2 separate regions of the Mus musculus genome follow, and region 1 is linked to region 2. A link is a loop called in an ENCODE intact Hi-C map of the cell type or tissue named here. Cell type or tissue: left cerebral cortex. All regions are shown on one strand. Links, peaks and the distances in the headings refer to the core of each region. The heading gives the core; the rest is flanking DNA. Region 1 has its middle 43 kb from the start of Gm35671. Region 2 has its middle 79 kb from the start of Pitrm1.

Region 1 (5,384 bases), core at 318-5,317, 120 kb before region 2:
CCCTCTGGATATCTCTTCAATATAGTACTTGAAGCCTTAGCTAGAGCAGTATGATAACTTAAGGAGATCAAGGGGATATAAATCAAAAAGAAAAAGTCAAAGTATCTTTATTTACAGATAATATGACTATATATAAGTGACCCTTAGAATTCTACTGCTGGGGAGGGGGGGTGGAGAATTCTACCTGGGAAATCCTACAGCTGATAAAGCAGCTGGAGAGAAGATTAACTCACAAAAGCCAGTAGTCATCCTATAAACAAATGACAAACAGACTGGGAAAGAAACAGGGAAAACAACACCGGTACTTCACAAGAACCTCAAATAATAAAAAATATCTCAGAATATCTCTTACCAAGCAAGTGAAAGACATGTATAACAAAAACTTTAAGTCATTAAAGAAAGAAACTGAATAAGGTATCAATAGATAGAAATAATTCCCATGCTCATGAAATGGTAAGACTAGCACAGTAAAAATTGTCCATCAGAGCAGGAGCACTCTACAGATTCAGTGCAATCTCTGTTAAAATTCTAGCACAATTCCTCACAGACCTCAAAAGGAGAATTTTCAGCTTTACATGCAAATACAAAGAAAACCCAGGATAACTAAAGCAACACTGAATAATAAAGGGGGTTCTGGAAGGCTCATCGTGGCCCAATTTCAAGTGGTGCTATATTGGCACAGAAGAAACATGTTGATCAATGGAATTGTATTGAAGACCTGTGGACAAATGACTTTTTATAAAGAAGCCAGACTTACACACTGGCAAAACCACAGCATCTTCAACAAATGGTTCTGGTCAAAATAGATAATGGTATGTTGAAGAGTCTAAATAGAGCCATAGTTCTCATGGGGCAGCAGATTCAATTCCAAATGGACCAACGACCTCAACATAAAACCAAATACAATAAACTACATAAAAAGAAAATGGGGCATAACCTGGAACTCGTTGACGCAAGAAAAGCCTTCCTGAACAGAAAACTGTCATCACAGGTATTAGCATCTGTGATCAAAACTTCATAAATGCAGCTTCAAGAAACTGAACAGCTTCTGCAAAGCAAAGTACCATTTGGACAAAGTAGAAACCTTACAGTATGGGGAAATATTTTCGCCAACTACACATCTGACAGATATAACATCCCAAATATATAAAGAACTCAAAAAAAAATAAAAAACAAAATACAAAACAAAAACCCTAGATATCAAGAAAACAAATAGCCCAATTTAAAATATGGGGTACAGATCTAAATGTAGAATTCTCAAAAAAAGAAACTCAAAGGGTGAGAAACAAAGAAACACTCAACATCTTTAGTCATCAGGGAAATGCAAATATAAGTGAGATTTTTATCTTACACCCTTCGGTATGGCTGGAAAAGTAGAACCATTAATGGTTCATGCTGTTGAGGACGTGGAGTAAAGGAAACTCTCATTCAATGCTGTGCCAGTGCAAACTTGTATGGCCATTATGGAAATTAATGCGGCTATTCATCAGGAACCAGGAATCTAGATCTACCTTAAGATCTAGCTATGAAACTCTTGGCCATACACACAAAGGATTCTTCATCCTACTGTAGAGACAATTGCTCAACCATGTTCAGTGTTGCTCTGTTCATAATAGCCAAAAATTGGAAATAACCTAGATGTTCCTCAACAGAAGAATGGATAAAGAAAACGGGATACATTAAACAGAGTCTTACTCCATCGTTAAAAAGAATAAAATCATGAAACTTGCAGGCAAATGGATAGAACTAGAAAAAAATATATTGAGTGAATTATCAAGATCAGGTGACCAAGAACCTGAGAGTAGATCGCTCAGGAACCTAGGGCAAAACCAATTATACCAATATAAAGACTCCTAATGACATTCTGCTCTACTGATAGATCAGTGCCTTGATCAGTCATGATCAGAGATGCTTCCTCCTGCAGCAGATGAGAACAAATACAGAGAACCACAGCCAGATACACAGAGTGAGAAACCTTGAAACAGCCACAAATGGGAGGCCTCCATGAAATCTGTCCCTTCGCAGCCTAGGGTACCCTGTAGAACAGAAGGCAGAAAGAGTGTTAAGACCCAAATGGAATGCCAAAAACAAAAACAAAGTTAAAACCAAGGCCCTATACATTCACATGATCCCAGGTCCTATGACCTCAGAGAGACTGTGGCAGCATGCACAGCACCTGCAAGGGGCTGGATGAGGTCTTCAGCACAGAAACCAAAGCTTCCAGCTTAGTGCTTTGTAGGGTGCCTGAGTGTGGGAAGCAAGCAGTGGGTCTCGGATTTTCGTCCATTCTCTTGGACTCTCTTCCTTTGGTTAATTTGTTTTGTACAACTCAGACATGTTAGTTTTTGGTTTATGTTATATTTTATTTTATTTTAGCCCTTAGAAGCCTGCTTTTTATTTTGGTTTGGCTTGGTTTGTTTTTGTTTGTTTGTTTGTTTATGTTTTTGTTTGTTTGTTTGTTTGTTTGTGAGAGTCAGACAGGGAGTAAATCTGGATGGGAAGGGAAGTGGAAAGGAGCTGAGAGGAGCAGAGGGTAGGGAAGCCACAAACAAAATATATTATGTGAAAACACTATTTTTAGTAAAAGGAAAAACATTGAGAAAACCACCAAAAATACTTAGTAGATTGATGCGAGGGGCTGCCAGTTTGCAAGCCAAAGTTGGAGTCCTAGAAGTTTCATCAGTTTGAGTACAAGAAGAACTCACTAGAATGAAGTATGAATTAGTTAGACAAAATCAAAGCTTAATTGTAGGAAGATGGAATTAGCTCCCTCAGAACTGGACAGGTAGGACAAAGAAGATTATCTTCATGAGTGATTAGTCAAGGGAGGGAACATCAAGATAAAGGCAAAGAAGGAGCAGGGGGTGACTAGGAAAGGTGTTGGTGAAACCAATGGCAAACCACAGGAATCTCAGAAGAACACACGATCCTTACTGTGTTACATTGATATGTCAGCTCCATTACCTGCCAACAAAGACAGAAACCAGGAAGCTCTTGAGCATCAAACAGTGACAGAACAACCACTGAAAACTTGAGTAACCAAGTTGAAGAAGAAAGTTAAATGTTTTCTACTTCCTATTTAGCTATTACAAGAACAAACATTTCTGGTCTTTCATGAATTATTTTTATCTGAACATGTGTGACTATAGGATTATTTTTATACCATATCTGCATGCCCATATTTTTATATCTAGAAGAATGCGTCTGAATGTCCAGATTCAATTTTTTCCCTGAGAAAGGAACAGAATGGCATAACTGAATATAGGACTTTTTAAAATAAATGCGCTAGAGATATATGCACAGCTTACAATAGAGTACTTGCCCACCTTATAGGACAGACTGGAGCCAAGCCCAACACAAAGCAAAGAAAAACGACAAAGGAATTTCTGTGACATCCAACACAGACTTATAGAATCTGCTTAACAGGGTCAATTCTGACACTGAATTCTCCTTTGGGAAATCGACCCTATTAGGCAAAAATCACCTTTACAGGATAGCTATGAAAGTTCAGTATGTGTACAGTTGAAACTTCAGGTTGCATCTCCAACAGTGCAGAGAACAACAAAAACAACAACAATTATGGATAAAAATAAAAACTGCATTTGACTACAGGGAAAATGAGGCAAAGACAGAAAACAGGAAATGTCTGGTAGAGGCGAGAGGATAGTAGGTAAGGCAGGTGGGCCGGCTTGTGGACGAGGAAGGCGAAGTCGGCTTTGTTGCAGAGGAAACAAATCCTGAGGCAGTGAGCACAGCACACAGCTGCAGAACTGAAGACAAACAATGGCTTTCTATTGTTCTCAGTGTTCTGGAACACAAGACCCTCAACAGGAACGCCAATCACAGGATGTGCCGCCGACAACATGAGATCATTTGCCCTAGGATTTGTATTTATATTTCTTCTGCAATAGACAGCTGTGGGAGGGAGAAAGGAGGGGTTTGAGCTCTTCTTTGCAATGTAGTCTGTTTCTGGGTAAGGGTAACTTTTATGTCAGGACAGTGAGTACCACTTGGCTTATGTCTTATTAAGAAGTCTCTAAAATAACACACTTTTAGCCTTGGAGAGAACTCAGGAAGAAGAGTAAGGTATGAACACAGGGTCCTTCATGTTGGTATTCAGGTTTTAAGTCAATAGCCTACAGAGCATGACCTTGGTAGAAGTCCACACAGATACAATTACCAAGCACAGTCGGCTGATAATAAGCTTTGGGCATCCATCACTTAGATTTTTATCACGGGATGAAGCACAGAATCATAGGGGAGTAAATGCACAGGGATCCAGTGAGGTAATTTCTCTGCCACTTCTGTCACAAGCCATGGATGCTGCACTATTCTGACACTGGTCTTCTTTATCTACAGCTAGAGGAAATTGTCCCTAAGCTACTATCCCTAAGTGTCCCTCCTCTCCTACAAGGAGTCCCATGCAGAGTGTGAGGAGTGGTGACACTGGGTGTTTGCATTTATGAAGCTGCAGTTTCTAATTAAAGAGCCAGGGTTATCTATGTAGACTCAATTATGTATACATAGAACACATATTCATAACACATAGATTTCTCATGAGGAATACAGGTGGTAAAATTATTTTAAAATGTCAGCTTCCATAAACTAATGGATGATATGCATATCATGCTTTTGTTGTTTTTAAGTAAAGGAACAGCCGCATGGTATCTATGGTCAAAGTTCTTTCCCATCTCTCCATGGCCTCAAAAGCTGTCAGAATGTCATACATTCTTAATTGTCTTATATAAGTGATACACAAACCCAGACAGGAAGCTCACATCAGACTGGTGTGGAACAGGAAGACTGCACACATGAACAGCAATGACTCACTATGCAGAATATTATTGTGTATGAATGTGTATGCACATGTGTGAGCAGATGCATTCACCTATGTACGCACGTATGAAGGTCAGAGGTGAAGTTTAAATAGCTTCCTTTGTCATTCTCCACTTTATTTTATAGGTTTCACATTTACTTTGTGTGTGTGTGTGTGTGTGTGTGTGTGTGATGTATGTGTGAACACCTGTATTCGAGTACCTTCAGAAGCCATAACATGGCAAGTTCTTGGCATTGGTTCATTTGTAGCTGTGGCTGTCTGCATCCACACCCCAGTGTAGGAACTAGGAACCAAACTCTGGTTCTCCAGAAGAGCAGCAAGCACTCTAAACTGATGATCTACCTCTCCAGCAACCGCCACCCTATTGTTTAAGATGTTATCTCAGTGAATGTGCAGCTTGAGTTTGCCCTTTCAGCTAGACCTTCTGGAAAACAATCTCTCTTTCACTCATCTGCTGGTCTCCATTCCTACCCTCAAGCACTGAGGTTATGGAAGTATGTTACTATACCATGCCTGACTTTTAAGTGGCTGTTGGGGATCTAAAAGT
Region 2 (5,384 bases), core at 323-5,322:
GACATAAATTTGAAAAATAAAAGAAGAAGAAAAGAAAAAGAAAAGATTGATGCTGGAGAGATGGATCAACAGTTCAAAGTTCAGACTGATATATGGCTCCTGTACAGGACAAGATTTCAGTTCCCAGCACCCACATCAGGCAGCTCACAACTACGTGTAACTCTAGCTCCAGGGAATCAAATGGAGCTCCTCCTTCCAACCTCCTGGGGCACCTTCACTCACATACGCATATACCAACATGTATGCACATACCAACATATAGACACATGGGCATATACATAATTAACAGTAAGTAAATCACTTGTAATATATATATATATACATGCATGTATATGGGTATCCCTATATATGTATATATCTCAAAGGCAGCCTCGGTGATAACCCCAGAACCTCATATCGGGAAACAGAAGACTATTCTATAACTCTATTCCTGAGGAGTCATGAACAAACATCTACTCAAGCCAAATAGAGAACCCACAGAGACCACAATAAAGATATCACCTGTCTTAGTCAGGGATTCTATTCCTGCACAAACATCATGACCAAGAAGCAAGTTGGGGAGGGAAGGGTTTATTCAGCTTACATTTCTGCATTGCTGTTCATCACCAAGGAAGTCTGGACTGGAACTCGTACAGGGTAGGAACTTAGAGGCAGGAGCTGATGCAGAGGCCATGGAGGGGTGCTGCTTACTGGATTGCTTCCCCTGGCTTGCTCAGCTTGCTTTCTTATAGAACCCAGGAGTACCAGCCCACGGATGGCACGGCCCACAATGGGCCCTCCCACCCTTGGTCACTAATTGAGAAAATGCCTTACAGCTGGATCTCATGGAGGCATTTTCTCAAGGGAGGCTCCTTTCTCTGTGACAACTCCAGCTTGAGTCAAGTTGACACACAAAACCAACTAGTATAGCACCAAAGTCCAACTAATAAGCCATGGTTTATTAGAGTTACCTAGAGGAGCAGAAATAGCTCAAAGACAGGTACATCACCAAAAGCCTACCCCCCACCGCCAACATGGGTGACAGCTCACAAAAGCTTCAAACTTGAAGCTCACAGTATAACAGGCAGGCAGCTAGAGAGGTTGTAGGGTGTCTACTTCAGGCAGTTAGGTGGTTTGAGCCTCTTCTGGAGAGCTCAATTTGTCTGAGTATGTCTCTCGTCAGTCTTTACTGCTTATACCTGCTTGGAGAAGGAAATTCTTAGTGAATCTGGTTAGTTTCAGGAACTTCCTAGACTTGTTGAGTTGTTAACTTCTTGAATTTTATTAGCTTTTTCTGCAGGATAGAAGGTTGTACCTCTGTCTCAGATAGCCAGAGTCTTAAGTAGCTTCTCTCCAAGGAGAAATATTTAATTTCTGAGGAAACTGCTCCACAGCAAGGCTAGGTCATACAGAACCACACAGTCTGCCATGGAACCTGCCTCCATTCTCACAAGCTCTCCTGCACACACACGCGGATGCTATAATTTGAGATCCTGAGAGAATCCTCGAGGTATGGCTGGCCAGGAACATCTTTACCCTAAGAGAAAGACTACTGTACATTTGTACATATCAGAGTTCACTATACTCTGAAAGAGTCTTCCTTGAAGAAAGGTGAAAGCTTGCAGGACAAGCAGTACCACACTGAACTCACAAAGTGATATAGCTCCATCCTGCTAGCATCCTGAAGAAGAGTGAGATGGACATTGAGGGCAAAGGGTTAGTGAAAGATCCTGAGAGAGAGCGAAAATTATTTAAGCCCCTAGACCTGTGTCATTAATGGCAGGGAGTAGAACTTGCCCCATTGTTGCAGGAAATGTTTGTACAGAATACTCTAACCATTCCTTAAATCCATTATGCAAACTTGCTAGCTTGCCAAATGCTATAGCCCAATGCCAGGTGTTTGCGGTTTCTGCCTTTATAAACCCCTTACCCCTTGAGCTCGTGGTCGACTCCTCTACCCCTGCGTGGGATATGAGTCGTCCCCAGTGCACTGTTCTTTCCCGAATAAACCTCTTGCAGTTTTCATCAAGACCATTTCTCGTGAGAGATTTGGGGTGTCACCTCTCCTGAGTCAGAACGTGGGGGAGTCCTCACGTTGTGGGTCTTTCATTAGAAGTCAAGGCACTGAGATATTTGAGATTGTATAGACCATAGGTATATTTGTGGGGTGTATATTTTCTATTTATATTCCAAGTAGTATGCATAGATTTTTATTAGACTCTGTCATGGTCCTCAACTTTCACCTTCACACATTCCCCTCCTACATTACTAAGTGAAGGAACGTCAGTTCTTGCTATGAATCACAGTCACCGGTAAGCAACTGAGATTTTGTGTCAACTTCTTGAAACCTGGAAGAAGCCCAACTGCACTTGTGTTGATTTGTGTAATGGCACTGGGGTCTGTGGTATAGGAAGTCACTGAGTCTGCCAACTCGTGCTTTGAACATGACTATACCCCATATAATAATTACATATATGCATTTCAAAACTGCTAGAGGATGCTATGCGCTGAGTGTTTGCTATTCCAAAGCTCATCCTGCTCTTTATCATTCACTGACGTTGACCCTTAATGAAGAGGGAGACAGCTCACTTCCTTCAGCATCTAAAGAAGACAGTGTTTACTGCAGCCTCCGAGGAGATAATTATCGGCCGCACTGCCACCTGCTGGAAGACTCAGAAGAAAGCTTCCTTCCCTTCTTGGAAAAACCCCTGGGGAGAGAGCCCAAGAGACAAAGGTCACCTGCGATGAGTTTCCCCAGCAAGACTATAACTTGAGACTTATTTTCAAAACCAGCCTCGTCCAGTCCATTCAGAATGCAGAGCCCCTCCCAGGAGTTCTTTCTGCTCAGTGGAGGCTGAAACTGATGGGCAGTCAGCCAGGAAGTGCCTGAAGCTTTGGTTCAAAAATGAGATTCAGAGCATGTGTTGGACTGTGACAAGGGAAGTGAAGGACATCGCTCATGCTCACACATGCCTATGCCTGGGTTGTTCCTCTCAGAGGCTCTGTGGTACACTCCCACCATGCACTCTCTCTCCTCCTCCATCTCCTGAACCTTTCTCCCTCCCTCCTCTCTCCATGTTATTTATCTTCATCTCTCTTTATGTCACCACAATGTCTAATACACACACACTATGCAGGTTCACACATACACCCAGATACATACCTGCCCACACATACACACAGCATTATCACCACACGCATGGACACACCATACAGACACGTGTGTTCACAGGTGTGCCAACGCGCCTCATAGGCAGAGAGAGTCTTGAGGTCGGCAGCTTACTATGCAGGCTGTTAAGCTCTCATAAATACCTAGAATATCAAAAGACAGATTTGTCCAAGACCTGTGCATTTCCTATTTGTAGTTCACTAATTGTCTACTTTATGTGACTGCTAATGCTTACTCAATATGCAGGAAATTGACATAATGACAGAGTTGGATGTGTTCTCGGCCCTGGGGTTCTAATATGCCTGATTTCAGTCAGCATGCATAAACGTGGAGTATTCAGGGTCTCCGACATGATGAGGAGTTTACGGAGACTGGATTGCTTCTAGAAACACCCAAGACAACGAAACATGGCATGATATGATTGCCATGGTAACGAGGGTATTCCAAATGAAAATCACTACGGTGCATCACTAATTTAGGGCTCCACTAAACACCAAATAATATTTCTCTTAAGAATGCTGAGCTGTGGTTCCTGGTAATGCAGGGTCCTGTAGCAAATGCCACACTGCAGAAGAAAAGTACAGGGGAAATTCTCCGCATACTGTGCAGGGTTACTGTGGATACCCCAAGGGTGGGAGTCAGACCACATCCACTCATGGTGGTTCATTTAGAGAAGTTCTTAATATATTGCAACTGCGACATACACTAGTAATTTTCCAAACCTGGGATTTGGTTTAGAAATCAGCTCAAATCTGGTTGGCCCTTGTGTCTAGTCTAAGCTGAATCATTATTCCTGCATGTGGCTCAAACCGCATAATGGTATAAGAGGTGCAGGCATGAAAGGAACGTGTTAGAGGCACAGCTAGGAATCCGCAGCCAAGAGAGGCCCGATCCTGTCTATTTTCACACCCTGGCTGCTCATTGCATATGCAAAGAAGCAGCCTCAACTTTCTCAGGTCACACAGCATCAGCCTCGTGCCTCAAGCTCTTTTTCATTTTATTTGGATTGGTTCAAAGAAGAGGCTCCTTGCAAATCCTAATTCTCACCTCTGCAACGACAGGGCTAAATTAAAAGAAGAGCATTAGTCTGGTTTACTTTTCTTTCAGGGGTTTTCTAAGAAATGTTCCCTTCTATTTCTGCCCTCTGGTTCCTTTTTGTCTCCCTTAATAGTTGCCCACTGAAGGTCAAACACAGAAGACATGAAGCATAATGCGAACAGCGGGGATCCCAGAGACACACAGCCTGCATTCCGAAATCTACTTTGACTTTGAACTTGGCTTTGGAAAAGTTACAATTTGTTTTCAACCTGATCAGTAAAATCGAGGTCAGCTACATGAGAGGTGACTGGGGTGTGTCCGGTGTCCTGTCCATGCCCGCTAAGTGCTTGTCAGTCTCCATATGCCCTGCAGCCTACCTGAGGATTGAATGGGGTCCTTATGCTAGACCAAGTGGGAGCCTTTAGAAATCTTATAGACCCATTAGAAATCACCCTTACACTGCCCTGGAGAGTATCCGAGGGTTCTGTCCACAGGGGGTAAAAACGAGATCCTCCCTCATTAAGGCTATGCTATTAACTCGGAAGTTCTTGCACATTCGCTGAATGAACTTCCAAACAAAAAATAAAAAATTCTGTAGCTTAGAATCATAGTTTTCCTAAATGCTGAAATAATTTTATGCCATTTCCCCTACTAATTACCATCTCATTATTATTAGAAGAACGCTTTCCTTGAAATCAACACAATTTTTGCTCTAGTTCATTTTAGCCGCATGGCAGGAGGCCTCGGTGACTCCCATTCAGAGGAAGGTAGCGACACCTAGTGGTGTCTTACTCGAGATGCAATCCTTTCACTTCTACCTGGTTGGATGCCAGTATGAGGGTTGGCTCCTAGGAACTCAAAACATTAGTAAATACTTCGTTGCCTTGTGTTAGAGTCTTCCCGAATATATGCAGATAGTAAAATAAAATAAATCCTTGAGCATCTGAAGTTCTTGAGAACACTTGACCTCAATGAACCTGATCCAAAATCCTCTCTGCGATAAGCTCCCTGGGTCATCAGACAAAATGGATTTCCTATCCCCAGGAGTTTATGAGTTGTCACGGCAACCAAGAAGTTCTTTCTTTTGTTTTGAGGTGGTGTCTCATATATCCCAGGCTAGCCTCAAACTCATTATATAGCATGGAGGCCTTTTAACTTCTGCTCCTTCCGTACTCCCTTGCAACTTTGGATTACAACC

The links. Peaks named below come from ENCODE experiments on the same cell type or tissue, not always from the same donor. Only the 100,000 strongest peaks of a DNase experiment are listed, where the experiment ranks them.
Region 1: a loop joins it to region 2, with 2.1 times the contacts of the local background. A loop is called at or near these places in 6 of 42 quality-filtered maps.

The regions. Positions count from the first base shown.
Region 1 is chr13:6,347,536-6,352,919 of GRCm38, forward strand. No RefSeq gene overlaps it. Among named protein-coding and RNA genes, the nearest start is that of Gm35671, 43 kb to the left of the region's middle. In left cerebral cortex, for the core only: no CTCF peak of the experiment used is centred there; DNase peaks (open chromatin) are centred at 758 and 3,331; H3K27ac peaks cover 955 bases.
Region 2 is chr13:6,466,878-6,472,261 of GRCm38, forward strand. No RefSeq gene overlaps it. Among named protein-coding and RNA genes, the nearest start is that of Pitrm1, 79 kb to the right of the region's middle. In left cerebral cortex, for the core only: CTCF peaks have their summits at 2,651 (motif pointing left) and 4,969 (motif pointing left); DNase peaks (open chromatin) are centred at 2,679, 2,817, 3,171, 3,932 and 3 more places; H3K27ac peaks cover 2,535 bases.